2 separate regions of the Homo sapiens genome follow, and region 2 is linked to region 1. The links are chromatin contacts, found by Hi-C in ENCODE. All regions are on one chromosome and are shown on one strand. Each heading gives the region's core, a stretch centred on a gene start or an enhancer-like site at or near the end of the contact. The rest is flanking DNA. Distances are from core to core; before and after follow the strand shown. Region 1 overlaps MEF2C-AS1 (MEF2C antisense RNA 1). Region 2 has its middle 6.4 kb from the start of MIR3660.

What was found. A loop is a pair of places that touch in the nucleus more often than their neighbours do. Pooled maps may share reads with other maps.
Region 2: a loop to region 1 is called in a map with no recorded cell type, with 2.6 times the contacts of the local background. The contact joins two enhancer-like sites. A Hi-C loop is called at or near these places in 5 of 37 single-sample maps with no recorded cell type and 3 of 50 pooled maps.

The regions. Positions count from the first base shown.
Region 1 is chr5:89,456,163-89,463,572 of GRCh38, reverse strand. The region is part of intron 8 of MEF2C-AS1 (MEF2C antisense RNA 1); the gene reads right to left. Among named protein-coding and RNA genes, the nearest start is that of LINC02161, 120 kb to the left of the region's middle. Within about 2 kb of position 5,437, at least 8 of the 41 ENCODE cell types and tissues checked have a DNase peak (open chromatin) inside an H3K27ac peak, as active enhancers do.
Region 2 is chr5:90,019,544-90,026,686 of GRCh38, reverse strand. No RefSeq gene overlaps it. Among named protein-coding and RNA genes, the nearest start is that of MIR3660, 6.4 kb to the right of the region's middle. Within about 2 kb of position 5,851, at least 7 of the 41 ENCODE cell types and tissues checked have a DNase peak (open chromatin) inside an H3K27ac peak, as active enhancers do.

The DNA.
Region 1 (7,410 bases), core at 4,188-6,687:
TCTGGGCAAAATGTCCACCACATACTCTATCATGTTTATGCAGACAAGTAGCACAATTTCAGAGGAAACCTTCAAAGAAAGAAAGTTTTATGACCTTTTCCCCCCACTCCTCTCTCCTACTTGATTTCATCAAATTACTTCATAATCGTGCTGGATACCAAATTTCCGCATCACCTCTTACAGGAAGCCTTCACCACATAACCTGACTTGGGCACACTACTATTTTTACTTATTTATTTCTTTATAATTTTTGTGGGTACATAGTAGATATATATATTTATGGAGTACATGAGATGTTTTCATACAGGAATGCAGTGTGAAATTAACACATCATGGAGGTATGAGGTATCCATCCCCTCAGGCATTTATCCTTTGATTTACAAACAATCCAATTACACTCTTTAAATTATTTTAAAATGTACAATTAAGTTATTATTGACTAAAATTTTGCTTTAGAATTATCTTTCAATGTATCAGTTTTCCTCATAGGCGAACTCCTTTAAAGTAGGGATTGTGCCTTGATCATCTTTATATTCTATTGTCTACCACATAGTCTGCATTATAATGGTCACTCACTTAAATATCTAGTGATGAGTGAATGAGTTTTCTTATATCTGTTAGCCCCTTCATCTTAATCCCTCCTAATCATTCCTATATAACAGAATTAATACCCATTCCCATATAGAAGAGTTAATTCTTCTTCTCACAATTTATAAACTCGGTTTTTTGCTTTTGTTTTGTTGTTGTTTTTGTTTTTTTAAAGACTGCCTTGATTGTCAGTGTATCACTAGGGCCTGGCTTAAACAATAGTCATTAAACAGATGAATATTGACTTAATAGCTCTGGATGGGACAATAAATGTAGTCTGTATACACAGAACTACATGATTTGAAGATTCATCATACTACTAAAGGCTTCAATAAATCTCAGAAAAATTGACATTGCAATTTTAATATTAAGTATTAAAATAAAGCATTGTACTACTTTAGAACATTTGTCATGAATTATACCAATTCAATACTTTTATTGATTTATCTGTAGAAATGTCTGCATTCCTATTTCATCATCACAGACAAAGCCTACACCCATATAGACAACGGACATTTTTGGATAGCCTGATAGTTGTATGGTTTAAATGCAATATATCACTCTATCTTAATAATTGTGTGAAGTGTGTATTATTTTCATCTCCATTTTGTAAACGAAAAATCAGGCTTCAATGATTTTAGAAAGTTATCCATGCCTACATCTAATGAGTGGCAAAACTGGGATTCAAACTGATTTATCAGATTTCAGAGAATACATTTTTAGTACCATAGCCAGCTACCAGTGCTTTAGAAATATACAGATATTTAGACTTGTTTATTACATTTATATGCACATTTTTTATCCTCAGATTTTTACATAAATTATGGCTTAAAAATTTAATTAAAAACCTGATAAATATATGTTGTGAGAAAGACAACTTGCACATTGCATTTTCCAAAGACAGCTGAAACTCCTATACCATATCTTACAGGCTCCTCTGCAATATGACCTTGCCACTCCCTGATCAAGTTGTGGAGTCTCTCTCTTGAACCTGTGCTGGCCTTAGTGGCTCTCCTGAAATCAATAAAATGAGGCTGGAAGGATGACATATGAATTTTGAGGCCAGGTCAGAAGGAGCCTTGCAGCTTCTTCCTTGGTCTCATAGACAGATCACCCTCTGGATATTTCCTTTCCAGCTACTCTCTTTTAGATCTCATATATCATTTTTAATTTTAATTTTATAGATTCAGGAGGTACATGTGCAGGTTTGTCACATGGATATATTGCATGATGGTGAGGCTTGGGCTTCTAGTGTACCCATCACCTAAATAGTAAACATTATACCCAGTAGGTAATTTTTCAACCCTCACCTCTCTCCCACACTCCCCGCTTTTGAAATACTCAGTGTCTATTATTCCACCCTCTATGTCCATGTATATCCACTGTTTAGCTCTCACTTATAGGTGAGAACATGTGATATTTGACTTTCTATTTCTGAGTTATTTCACTTAAGGCAATGGCCTTCAGTTTCAATCATGTTGTTGCAAAAGACATGATTTTATTCTTTTTATGGCTGCAGAGTATTCCATGGGGTTTATATACTACATTTTCTTCATCCAGTCATTTGTTGATGGACACTTATATGATTCCATGACTTTGCTATTGCAGATACTGCTGTCATAAACATACAAGTGCAGGTGTCTTTTTGATATAATGATTTCCTTTGGGTAGATACACGGTAGTGAAATTGCTGGGTGGAATGGTAGTTCAATTTTTAGTTATTTGAGAAATCTCCATATTTTTTTCTGTAAGGGTTGTACTAATTTACATTCCCACCAACGGTGTATAAGCATTCCCTTTTCTACACATCCTCACCGATATCTGTGGCTTTTTAACTTTTTAATAACAGCCATTCTGACTGGTGTGTGATGGCATCTCATTGTGGTTTTGATTTTCATTTCTCTGATGATTAGTGATATTGGGCATTTTTTCATGTTTGTTGGCCACCTGTATGTCTTCTGAGAAGTGTCTGTCCATTTCCTTTGTCCACTTCTAAATGGGATTGTTTTTTTCTTCTTGAGTTGTTTTGAGTTGCTTCTGGATTCCGGATGTTAGTTCTGTGTCAGACACATAGTTTGCAAATATTTTTTCCCATTTTGTAAGTTGTTTGTTTACTCTGTTTATTATTATTATTATTTTTTCTTGCTGTGCAGAAGCTCTTTAATTAAGACCCATTTGTCTATTTTTCTTTTTGTTGCATTTGCTTTTGAGGTCTTGGTCATAAAATCTTTGCTTATGCCAGAGTCTGGAAGAGTTTTTCCTATAAGATTTTTATAGTTTCAGGTCTTGCATATAAGTCTTTATTAATCTTGAGTTAATTTTATATATGGTAAAGGATAGGGGTCCAGTTTCATTTTTCTGCATATGGCTATTTAATTGTTTCAGTACCATTTACTGAATAGAGTGTCCTTTTTCCACTTCATATTTTTGTTGACTTTTTGAAAATCAGTTGGTTGTAGGTAGCCACACTTCATTTTTTGAAAGGCTCAAACTACATGGAGAGGTCACAAGCTGCACTCCATTGACAGTCAAAGCTGAGTTCAGATTTGGAGGTATTCCAACCAGGCAACATTTATGTGAATGAACGAGCTTCTAGCTCATTCCACACCCCAGCAACACTGGTAATCTCCATCATTTGAGTTTCCTCAATTAATGCTGCAGACATAGAGCATGATAATAGAATAAGCCATATCCACTCTGCCTTGTTCTGACCCATGGATTGTTTGAGCATAATAAAATGGCTCTTGTTTTATTGTAGTGAAATTTGGGTGATTTTATTTTATTTTTTTACAGAGCAGATATCAGACATCTTAGAACTAGGAGGTTTACCCTCTATTATTCAAGCCTTAGTGAACTACTTGATTCTACCTGCCTAAGAACAAATGGTAAAAAGTACAAGTTCTGAAATATTCCACAAAATACTATTTTTAATGCGTATTTACTATCACACAAGTCTGATTCGTGAATACATAAATTCCAAAATTGTTTAAATTAATAATGGAAGATGAGACATAATGATTAAGTAAGTCAAATTACTGTATCAGATGTTGATAGAGTTGAATAATCTCTCCATTTCCCACTTCAACTCCTCAGAATGGGAGATTTAACAACTTTAGGATATTTGTCATTCTTGATAACTACCTACCCAGCTAGTGCCTTTTACTGCTTTGTAGATATGGCAGTGCAGACACAAAATCTATGAAACTTTATTCAAATCAGATTTATGACAATGTAAATAGTAGTACTCGACTTAACTGCTACTGTTTAAATAAAATCTAAATAATATATGATGAGCACAAACAGGCTTTCTAGTCAATTAACTGTTACTAGAAAGAGGAAAATTCTTCTCATCATTATTTCTCTATTTGCTCTATCATTTTTTCCTATCATAAAGATGGTCTCTAAGTAAATCTAGTCATAGACAATGTAGCCAAGTAGATAAAAGTTATAGGTTACAATCTCTAGCTTCTAATGTCTTTCTTATGGGTGAAATATCAATAGATTTTGTTCCTGTTTTTATTCAAATTGATGTGGTAGAGTAAATGTATTGAGTGCTGAGGAAAAGGGAAGCTAAAATTCCTAGGACTAATTTTTGACAATCCAAACCTTCATATATACCACTCTCTGAAATATGTTTGTCCACAATTGTTTTCAGTGTTATCAACATTTAAGGATTGTGATTTTTTTTTGTCTACATTTGATGAATACTTGGATTTTGGCTTTCATTCCACACCCAGAATGTATTATATACATGTGTGTGAATGCATATATATGAATAATTGTGCAAACCATATCTTACAGTAGGTAATTCATCTATCTTTATTTTTAGAATTTTACAAAACATATTGCAATAAATATTAAAAATCAGAACTGAAAATATCACAAACCTATTAAGATTAAGGTTTATTTGTATTATTCTTTATAAAGTGAATGAAGCATTTGTTAATGTCAACATTTTTGTTATTTAATTGCCTAGCTCAGTGCAAAAGGACAGCTTTAAATATATATTTCTTCAAATGGTGAACTAATCATCATTTAAATGGCATTTGCCTTTGCTTAACATGGCTTCCTGGTTCTCAGATAAGGCTAAAATGAAAATGAAATTCTTGATCCATCCACTGCTATTTTTTTTTTGGTGCAAAAAAGTCATATTAATAAGAACCTTAAACTGATAGGAAATATGTCCAGCCCTGGATGTAGTTAACAATCTAATTAAAAGGACAATTTGGCAATTGATATGCTATCAGAAAAGAGAAAGTGAGAGAGAAAGAGAGAGACAGAGAGAGAGAGAAAGAAAAGGCAGGAGAAAACCCAGGGCCTGGCAACAAATTTGTCTCTTAAATGCTCACTTTCAAGTGTGTCTGGTTTCTAGTGCAGTTTGTTTCAGAAGGGATCAATTTTTTCCCCTTTTCCCTATTCTACTTTTGCACTGGTATTGTCTGAATCCCAGAGTGAGCAGCAATACATCATCTTGCTTCAACATCTGCTAGAGCCCCCTCTCCTCCTAATCTGCCCAGATCCCCAAAGCCTTTTCCACCTGCTATAGCGCCAAATGCTCATTACAGCATACAGCTATGCCCTTCATTGTCCTTTCTCCCAGATCCTCAAGGTTAACATGGAACAATGACTATTATTAAGTGGGGGCTTCAGGAATATAAAAGCAGACTGGGCAAGGAGAGAGAGGGTGGGGCAGTGGAAGCATTGGGTAGCATGCCAGGAGAGCTGGCAGGAAAGAGCTGCTAGAAAGCTGTGGCCAATTTTCCAGTCGAAACATGAGTCACTGAATAGAGATGCCCTAGACATAAATAGCTTCCCTGTTCATTGCCCAGGACAAGCAGAGACCACACCCTTCAGTGGTTTTGTGTCAGGGTACTTTTGGATATGGCTTTGAGCAACTAGCGCAGGAAGAGAGATAAAAATGGCCAATTTGAGAAGGCTGGCAAGTCTAGAAGTTGTGTTTACTCCTTGGCCAACTGTAAATTGTAACCAATTGGAAGTTGTTCTACGTCTTTTTTTAATACAAATCACCAACCTGTTCCTTCTATTTGCATCATCACACCAACCACCAATGGAAAATCTGAGACACATTAGCTTAGACTGCTTAGAAAACAATGAAATTCAGAATCTCTCTGACTGTATTCATTTAGATTATCATAGAATCTGAATTATTTTTAAAGGAATCTAATGGTTGGGGGAGGCAGCTTTACTTTAGATTTCCTGTCTTTGGCAGCTGTGTACCTCACTCCCAGATGCCATACTTGGTGCAATTTCCTTTTAGTTTTGTAGGAGATATTTTAAGAAGTTAAACACTGTTTCCTCAGTGACATTCATAGGGATGATCTAGATAAACCACATGAATGTCAGCTGGCCTCTAGCAGAATTGGCCAGCTCTGTCCTGGACATCCTTTCCTGTTAACGCACCCTTGGACAATGTCTCCAGCAGGATCAAGTCGCTCCCTGTTGCTCTTCCTCTCCTGGAAGTAGTATAAAACCACGGGTTCCCTCTAAGGCCACCTAGTAAAATTTTACTTGCTTCCACCACCCAGAACCCCAAGGAAGTGTGTTAACCATCCCATAGCCACAAAATGTGCTGATCTAAATAAAACACAGGCCATCCAGCTCAGTGTTCTAGCCAACACACTGGAGGGGCTGAACAAGATCTCATTAATAAAATCAGTTAGGTGTAAAACAACCTGGGCTAGATAAAGTCAGAGTTTGTTTACTTACTCCACTAATGACAACACACCTAAACTGTCAGACTTAACACTAGGAAGAGTGTTATAGTTCCCTTTTCTATTTTAAAATCCAAGTTTGAAAGTCACAACTAAACTTAGATAGACAATTTTTTAATTGCAATTAGGAAATAAGAGAGACACATTGAAAAATAAAAGTTTTTCCTTTCACTTGGATTGATCAAGATACTAGATCTTCGTTGCGGGTTTGTGTGAAGATAGAAAAGTAACTAGAGTTTAGCTAAATGGTGAACATTTCAGGAACATATTCTTAAAAGTTTAAAATTTAAACCTTGTCCTAGACATTTCATATACATTTGCCTCCGTTTTAAGATTGAGAAGTAGTAAGTAAATGCTAATAAAAAGTATTTTATGTGGGTGTAGCTTTATATATAAGTAAAAAATAAGGAGAAAATAGTTTTTACTGAGGTAAATCTTATGGAGCATATGAATGCTTTAAAGTATAGTCCTAGCTCTTTCATAGGCTTGCATTGGAATTGCTATTTCACTGTAATATTGGGAAAGTTTCATTTTACCTCCCTGGGCTTTATTTTTACCTTATAGAATGAGGGTAGAAATGGTATTTCACCTTCCTCAGAAGGTTATTTGAGGATAAATGAAAAAGCTTTGGAAAGTGAAGGTGCCTAGAATGTAGTAAGAGGTCAATCCATTTCAATTGGTATTGTTGCTAATCTATTCTACTTGATGACGTTTGCAAGACATTTTATGATTCCAAAGGACTCTATTTCTTTTATCCTTCATTCCTTTCTTTCTCTGTTTTATGATTTTTATTACTTTTTTTTATTAGTTCACAAGCCTAAATTCTATTTTAATCACTTATTACTTATTTCTATTCAAACCTTTTGAAGAGTAGGATTCTGTTTTAATTCTTTCACAAGTTTCACGATCTTGAATGAGATGATAATAAGATGGTACAACTATAAATACCACAAATTAGGGGAAAAAAAGTATCAATGACTGAGTCTTAGTCAGTTTGGTCTGCCATAACAAAATATCATAGACTGACTGGCTTGAATGACAGAAACTTAATTTCTCACAGTTCTGAATGCTGAAAGTTCAGGAACAGGGT
Region 2 (7,143 bases), core at 4,602-7,101, 560 kb before region 1:
TATTATTGCAATGGTTAATAAAGGGAAGGTGATCCTGAAAATATGGCATGTTATATGGAATAGCATTGATATGGGAAGTTGCAGCAGATTCCAAGCTTCTGCTTAAAATGTCTTTCTGGTGGTAGGTATCTTGGTATTCAGATAACTGGGTGGGTCAATTTGAATGAAATCTTACATATTGACTCATATTTAATTTATATGTATTTAGTATGAAAATTAATAAAAACAACAAGCTAAAACAATGAGAGACCAGAACATTTCAATTCATTCCCCACAGCTCTTAAAACAGAAAATATGTAGCTGTATTGAGCTCTGCATACCTGTAGCTAGGGTGTTTTATTGTTTGTTTGTTTTTTGTTTTTGTTTTTGGTGGTCCAGGGTTGCTCAGATAACACTGTATGTTGTGTTGTACTTCAAAATATAAAAGAAGGCAAAATAACCATTAAGAATTTATCTTCTTTTAAATTTGGAGATGTCCAAAATAGAGTCCACCTGCAGGGAAATGTAACCGAATTTCATTAAGCAATCACCTGCCAATATTTGAATTTTGAGAGGATGGTATTAAGTGTCTTCAAATTCTATAGAAATAATGTTAAAATAAATATAAATTAACTCAAACTAGCATCAGAGACACACTGAAATATAAATGAAAAACAGCATATAGATCTATATAGCCTGTTTATGTCACTCCAGAGATTTAGATAAAGAAAAACAAACATAACCTTTTCAGCTGTTTCACACAAGGGAAAAAAATTGAAACATTTGATTATAATTGTTTTAATGAGCTGTGATTTAAAGTGATGAAGTTGTAATGGTTTGGGTAAAAAATCTTCTGTTAATGAGTTTTTATTTCTATTAAAACCAACAAGATAAAAAATTCTCCAAGGATAAAGTTTAGTGGCAAAGCAGTGTTTACTTTCTGAAAATTAAAAATCCCTAATATTGACTACATTATTTTCAACAAACATGTTTATTAATTATTGGTATTACCATAGAAAGATATGTTAAAAGAAAAGTGAAATTATACAATAGACATAGAATGCATTTATGTGACTTGTTTTCATGCTAAACTTTGGCAATAAGGTAAACTTTGCCTGATTTTTGGGAGTCACTCAGCCTTTTTTATAATTTATATTTCCTTCAGGCACAGACAGAGTAGTCAAAAAAGTTGTTCCATGTGAAACAGTAAAACCATCATGTCCATTTAAAGTAGGATGTTGTAAATTGATGCTTGTTTTGGACACCCACTATCACTTTCTCACAAATGTGTGTCTCCAAAATGAACACTGTCTAAAGAGAAGTTAAATATATGGTGAGCAGATGTCTACCAATGTTTGCATCTTTTTTAAAAGGCAATGTAGGAATTCACATTTAATCTTATTAAAATTAAAAAAGATTAAATCTGGCCAGTGTAATTTATCTGTATATTAGAATTCTAAGTGATTGTCAGTGAGAAATACAAAGACTGTGAAGGGTTAGTGAAAGGAATTCTATTTAGGTGGCATTCCAGGGCTCAGAAAGTTTGGTAAGGACAATGAGGGCCATTAATTTTTTTAAATCATTTTATTTTATTTCAATAGTTTTTAGGGAACAGGTAGTTTTTGGTTACAGGGATACGTTCTTTAGCGGTGATTTCTGAGATTTTGGTGTACCTGTCACACAAACAGTGTACACTGTATCCAATATGTAGTCTTTTATCCCTTAGCCCCCATCCCATCTTTCCCCCTGAGTACCCAAAGTTCATTATATTATTCTTTTGCCTTTGCATCAGCATATCTTATCTGTACTTATAAATGAAAACATATTATGTTTGGTTTTTGCACTCCTGAGTTACTTCACTTAGAGTAATGGCCTCCAACATCCAAGTTGCTGCAAAAGACATTATTTCATTCCATTTTACGGCTGAGTAGTATTCCATGGTGTATATATACCACATTATCTTTATCCACTTGTTGGTTGATGGGCATTTAAATTGGTTCCATATTTTTGCAAATGGGAATTGTGCTGCTATAAACACGCGTGTGCATGTGTCTTTTTTGTATAATGACTTCTTTTCCTTTGGGTAGATTCCCAGTAGTGAGATTGCTGAATCGAATGGTAGTTGTACTTTTAGTTCTTTAAGGAATCTCCATACTGTTTGCCATAGTGGTTGTACTAGTTTACATTCCTACCAGCAGTGTAAAAGAGTTCTTTTTTCGTCACATCCATGCCAACATCTATTATCTTTTGATTTTTTTTAATTAGAGGGCCATTAATTTTTTCATTTGCTGCTCTTAAGGGTACAATCCCAAACAAAAGTTCACTCTCATCAGTGGAGAAAATAGCTTTGAATTTTGAACTTCTACATACTCAATTATAATTTAACCTGTAAGCTTCAAATAGCTAATGGCAATATCTATTTGGTATAACACACACACATACACATTCACAATCATTTTTTCAATCTGGCTTTATAGTAGGAAATACAATTGAGAAACTTCAGAAAAAAGGAGGCCAACATCTCAAACTTCTCTCCTAAACCTGGTTAGTTTTTTTTTCTTCTATATTTTAGTTTCACAAATTTAGGTATAATATTGAACTCCTTGTTAGTATAAAAGTTTAGATGTTGAAATAGTTTACTTACAAACCTAGTATATCGCCAAGAAGCTGGCAATATAAGAGGACATTTGATTCGTTAATTCCTGCAGGTATTTTACATCATTATGCAAATACTAAAAAAGTATAAAATAAAGTGATCTATAGTTTAAAGCCAGATAAGAAATAATGGTAGCCATAACAACAACAGCAACAACAACAACAATAATAGTTGCTAATAGTTATTGATTGCCTACTTATGCTACTCTCTGTTCTGAGCACTCTGATCATACCATCTAATTTCATCCTCACAAGAATATTGTGCAGTAGATACTGTTTCAGTCCTTTACTAGTGAGGAGACTGGCTCTGAAGTAATGTCAACAGCAAATGTCAAATCAGAATGTCCTAATACAAGGAAAGCTTAATTTGGGGTTTACAAGTCAATGGAGTTACCCTTATAATTACTCTGTGGGACTTAAAATGAACTAATAAAATGAAGTTCCAGCATGTTTCATAAATGTTTATTACATATATGATCCCTAGGTATTATATAGTATATACTACATTTCTAAACATTGCAAAATAATAATTTATTCACTTAAAAGATATTTATTGAGTTATTGCTGTCACCTGCCAGGAACTGTTCTAAACAGTGGGAATATGGTAGTTACTGAAACAATATCCTGTGCTAATAGAGCTTATTTTCTAGCATTACTGTATTGTGCATATCATATGTCAACTTGTTTGTCTCAAAAATTTGTTTCAGGATTAATCCATATACACATAAATTATTTTATGTTTTTGGTTGAAAACATAAAAGTATACCACAATTAACTGCACTACTCATAAACTGAAACATTCTTCAATTTTCTTTTATTATAAAGGATGCATTTGTGCCTGTGTCTTCTTGTGTATATGAGTAAGAATTTTTGTCTGGTGTGTAAATTTATGTATTTGCTGGGATAAGCTAGTTTTGCTGCCATAGGAAGCAACCTCCAAACCTCAGTGGCCTAACACAAGAGAAATTTTTTATCTTTCTCACATAAAATCTGTTAACAGGTTCAGATGATCCTTGAGGACAGCTCCTGACCATGTATGTGGCTCAGCATTCTGAGGCTGACTTGATTTTGTGTCCCCTACACATTAGCATATGCTTCCAAGATCATCTTCACAAGGCAAGATGGAGCTTGAGAGTCTTACACTGGCAATTACATATCCAGCAACACATGACAACATTGTTTGACTGTAAATTATTGGCTAGAACTAGTCCCACCCAAAGACATGGGGACTAGGAGTTTAATCCTTCTATATGCCCAGAAGAAGGAAAGAATATTTTCTCAATCTATCTGTGGAATTGCCCTGCCATTGAGTAAACACATTCTACATTTACAAGATACTGGCAAATTTATCCCCAAAGTGATAGTTCCAAGTTTATATTCCCATCATATGGATAGAGGATCCCTGTTTTCTCACAGACTCACCAGAGCCTGACATTGTCAGGCTTTATAAATGCTGGGCAATCTGATGCATGTGAAATGGTATCTCATGGTTTTAATTTGTACTTCCCTGGTTACTGGTGAGGCTGAATATTTATTTAGTTTCTGAAGTTTGCCTTTAGGGAGGAAAAGAGTGAAAGTGGGGTGGAGGTAGATATGAAGGACTTTAAATTTATCTTCATTGCTTTATTTCTTGAAAATATGATTTGAAAAAAGTACAGAAAAATGTGGGCAATTGTTAAATTCAAATAAAAATACGTTAAAGTAGCCTTACTCTTTTTGGTTACCACATTAAAGCAAGTTTAAAACTTATAATTGTTTTTAGAGCCACTTTTGCTTACCTCCAAGCTTGGAAACATGTTTTACTGTAACCCTGGTGACAAGACACACCCACAGATTCCCAATAAGTGCTCTTGAGACTTAGTACCTTTGCCCAACTTCAATTTAACTAAATCTCTTGGGATTTGGCCATCAGGAAAAAGAACATACTTGCTTTAATTCCAGTGAAAGTGAAATTGTTCTTGAGAATCCATAAATGTGAGAGTCTATGAGAAAGAGTATAGTGGATCTTTCTGACATGATGGATAGAGGAGGAACATTTACAGAGAAAGCAGTTCACTATATTTACCATCTGAAAAAAATACATATAAAAGCATTTAAACTTTGGACTTATTTATTATTTTTAATGTATTTTTATTTACATATGTGATTTTTGAAGAAAAATATAATCATTTCAAATTTAATATTACAGGTTAATTCAGCTAATTGGGCTACTCCACAGGTAAATATATTTTTTAGTCTTAATATCTTTGTAATTGAATTTGAAACTAAAATGTATCTGCTTTTTATTTTCCCCAGAGAATTTTTGTTTTAGTAATAAATTTCTTCTGTGACATACAGTCATATACTGGTTGATTTTGAGAGTTTCTTGATTTCCAGTAAACAACGTACTCCAAATTCTGATTTAAAAGATTTGTTTTGGTTTTTCTCCGGCTTTTTCTTTCCAGTGTTTCAGTGTGGGTTTTCCACATTTGATCTGACCAAATTTGGCCTCATGTCTCTGAGTTTTGGGTAGTTAAAGAAACTGTATTTTGAAATTAAATTCTTCCTTATATTTTTCTTATCTGTGAATGTTCCCAGAGTTTAATTCTTGGCCATTTCTCTTTCTCTTTTGTATGCTTTCCCTGAATCAACTGTGACTCATGGTTTTGACTTTCACTTCCATGTTGATAGCCCTCCTCTTTACAGAACTTCTTCTATTTATGCTTTGGTTAGGTTCCAAAAGGTTGGTTTAAGTCTGTTTGCAAAGTGACACTTAAAATGAGTAACTGCTAACACCCTCTGATGGTACCAGGCAAAGTTGATTGTTTTTTTTTGTTTTTTCTCCTTTTCCTGGCTCAGCGAGTTCGTTTGAGTCATAAGAGAAACTTTTGTTTCGTTTACCCCAGCTTCAAAATTCTATATATCTCAGCTGCTTTTGGGACTTACTCCCTTTGTGCACTATCTCCTCAAACTAAACATATTAAAATTTGAGATCATTTTCATCTCAAATAAGCTGTGACTTTCTCTCTCTCTCTCTCTCTCCGCTGCCTTTATTTATTTATTTATTTATTTATTTATTTATTTATTTATTTTAAAAGTAGATGATACCATTCAATTCACTGGAACTCAGAGTCTCCAAAATGCTTATTCTTCTTTCATCATTTTCATTTCATACATTTATTTGCATCAAATCCAGTTGTTTCTCTGGAGTCTTACATTCTTTGCCAGACCATGATGGTGGGCTGTACATTCAACATCATGCATTAACTACTGTAGTTTCAAAATTAATCATCATATGTGTTGAAAACTATGGCAGAGTGCTACTTCTCTCAGTCTTCTATGGCTCCTGTGTCTTCTACCTACTGCTACTCCATCTATCTTCCTGCAAGGCCGGTTTTACATGCTAGTCTTTGGCTCAAAAGCCTATATGGACCCATGATTATTACTGGATAAGATTTAGACTCCAAAGATGGCATAAAATGCCACAATAATTGGATTTACACAAATAGATAAAATTTATTTTCTATCTTTATATAGGGAATCCTGAATTTCATGAAATTCGGACATTTGCTCACAGATGCAACTTGCACATTTGCTACTGCAAGCTTTTACTCATTCTGCTACTGGCCCTGGATTGCCCTCACCCTCTTTTCTCATATGAATCTCATTGATATTTTAAGAACCTGAAATCCTTCTTCAACATCTTCAGTTTTCAATGCCCTCATTTGTTGTTATTTATTTGTTTATTTTGAGGCAGAGTCTCACTCTGTTGCCCAGGTTGGAGTGCAGTGGTGCGATCTCATCTCACTGCAACCTCCACCTCTGGAGTTCAAGTGATTCTCCTGCTTAGCCTCCCGAGTAGCTGGGATTATAGGCGCCACTCCACCATCCCTGGTTAAATTTTGTATTTTTAGTAGAGATGGGGTTTTACCATGTTGGCCAGGCTTGTCTCAAACTCCTGATCTCAAGTGATCCACCCACCTCGGCCTTCCAAAGTGCCAGGATTACAGGCATGAGCCACCACGCCCGGCCGATCCCCCATTTTAAAATCATTTTATTATAAATGCAACACAAACTTAGAAGATTTCAAAAGTCCAGGGAATCTTCACAACGTTGGAAAAAAAAAAAGCATACTACCATCTCATCTAATCCTGAATGATTTACTTTGACTTTCATCATTATTTTCATGATTTCATCATTATATTGAGTTTCAGATACGTCTTACTTACTACCCAGTTCCAACTTCATACCTTCAGCTGCATATAGAACTTTCCCACCTGTATGGCCATAATCTCAAGCAATTATTACCGTTTTAACATATTTTTCCAGTCTTTTTAAAAATATGCATTTTTATATGTTCAATGATTTTATATTATAATATTAGGCAAAATGTAAAACAAAACTTGTAATGGCTGTATTTCACTCTAACATATATATTTGCTCACCATTCCGATATAATAACGTATCTTTAATTTTAATTCCTCATTATTTCTTACTATACATGATGCTAAAGAGAACATTTATATATAT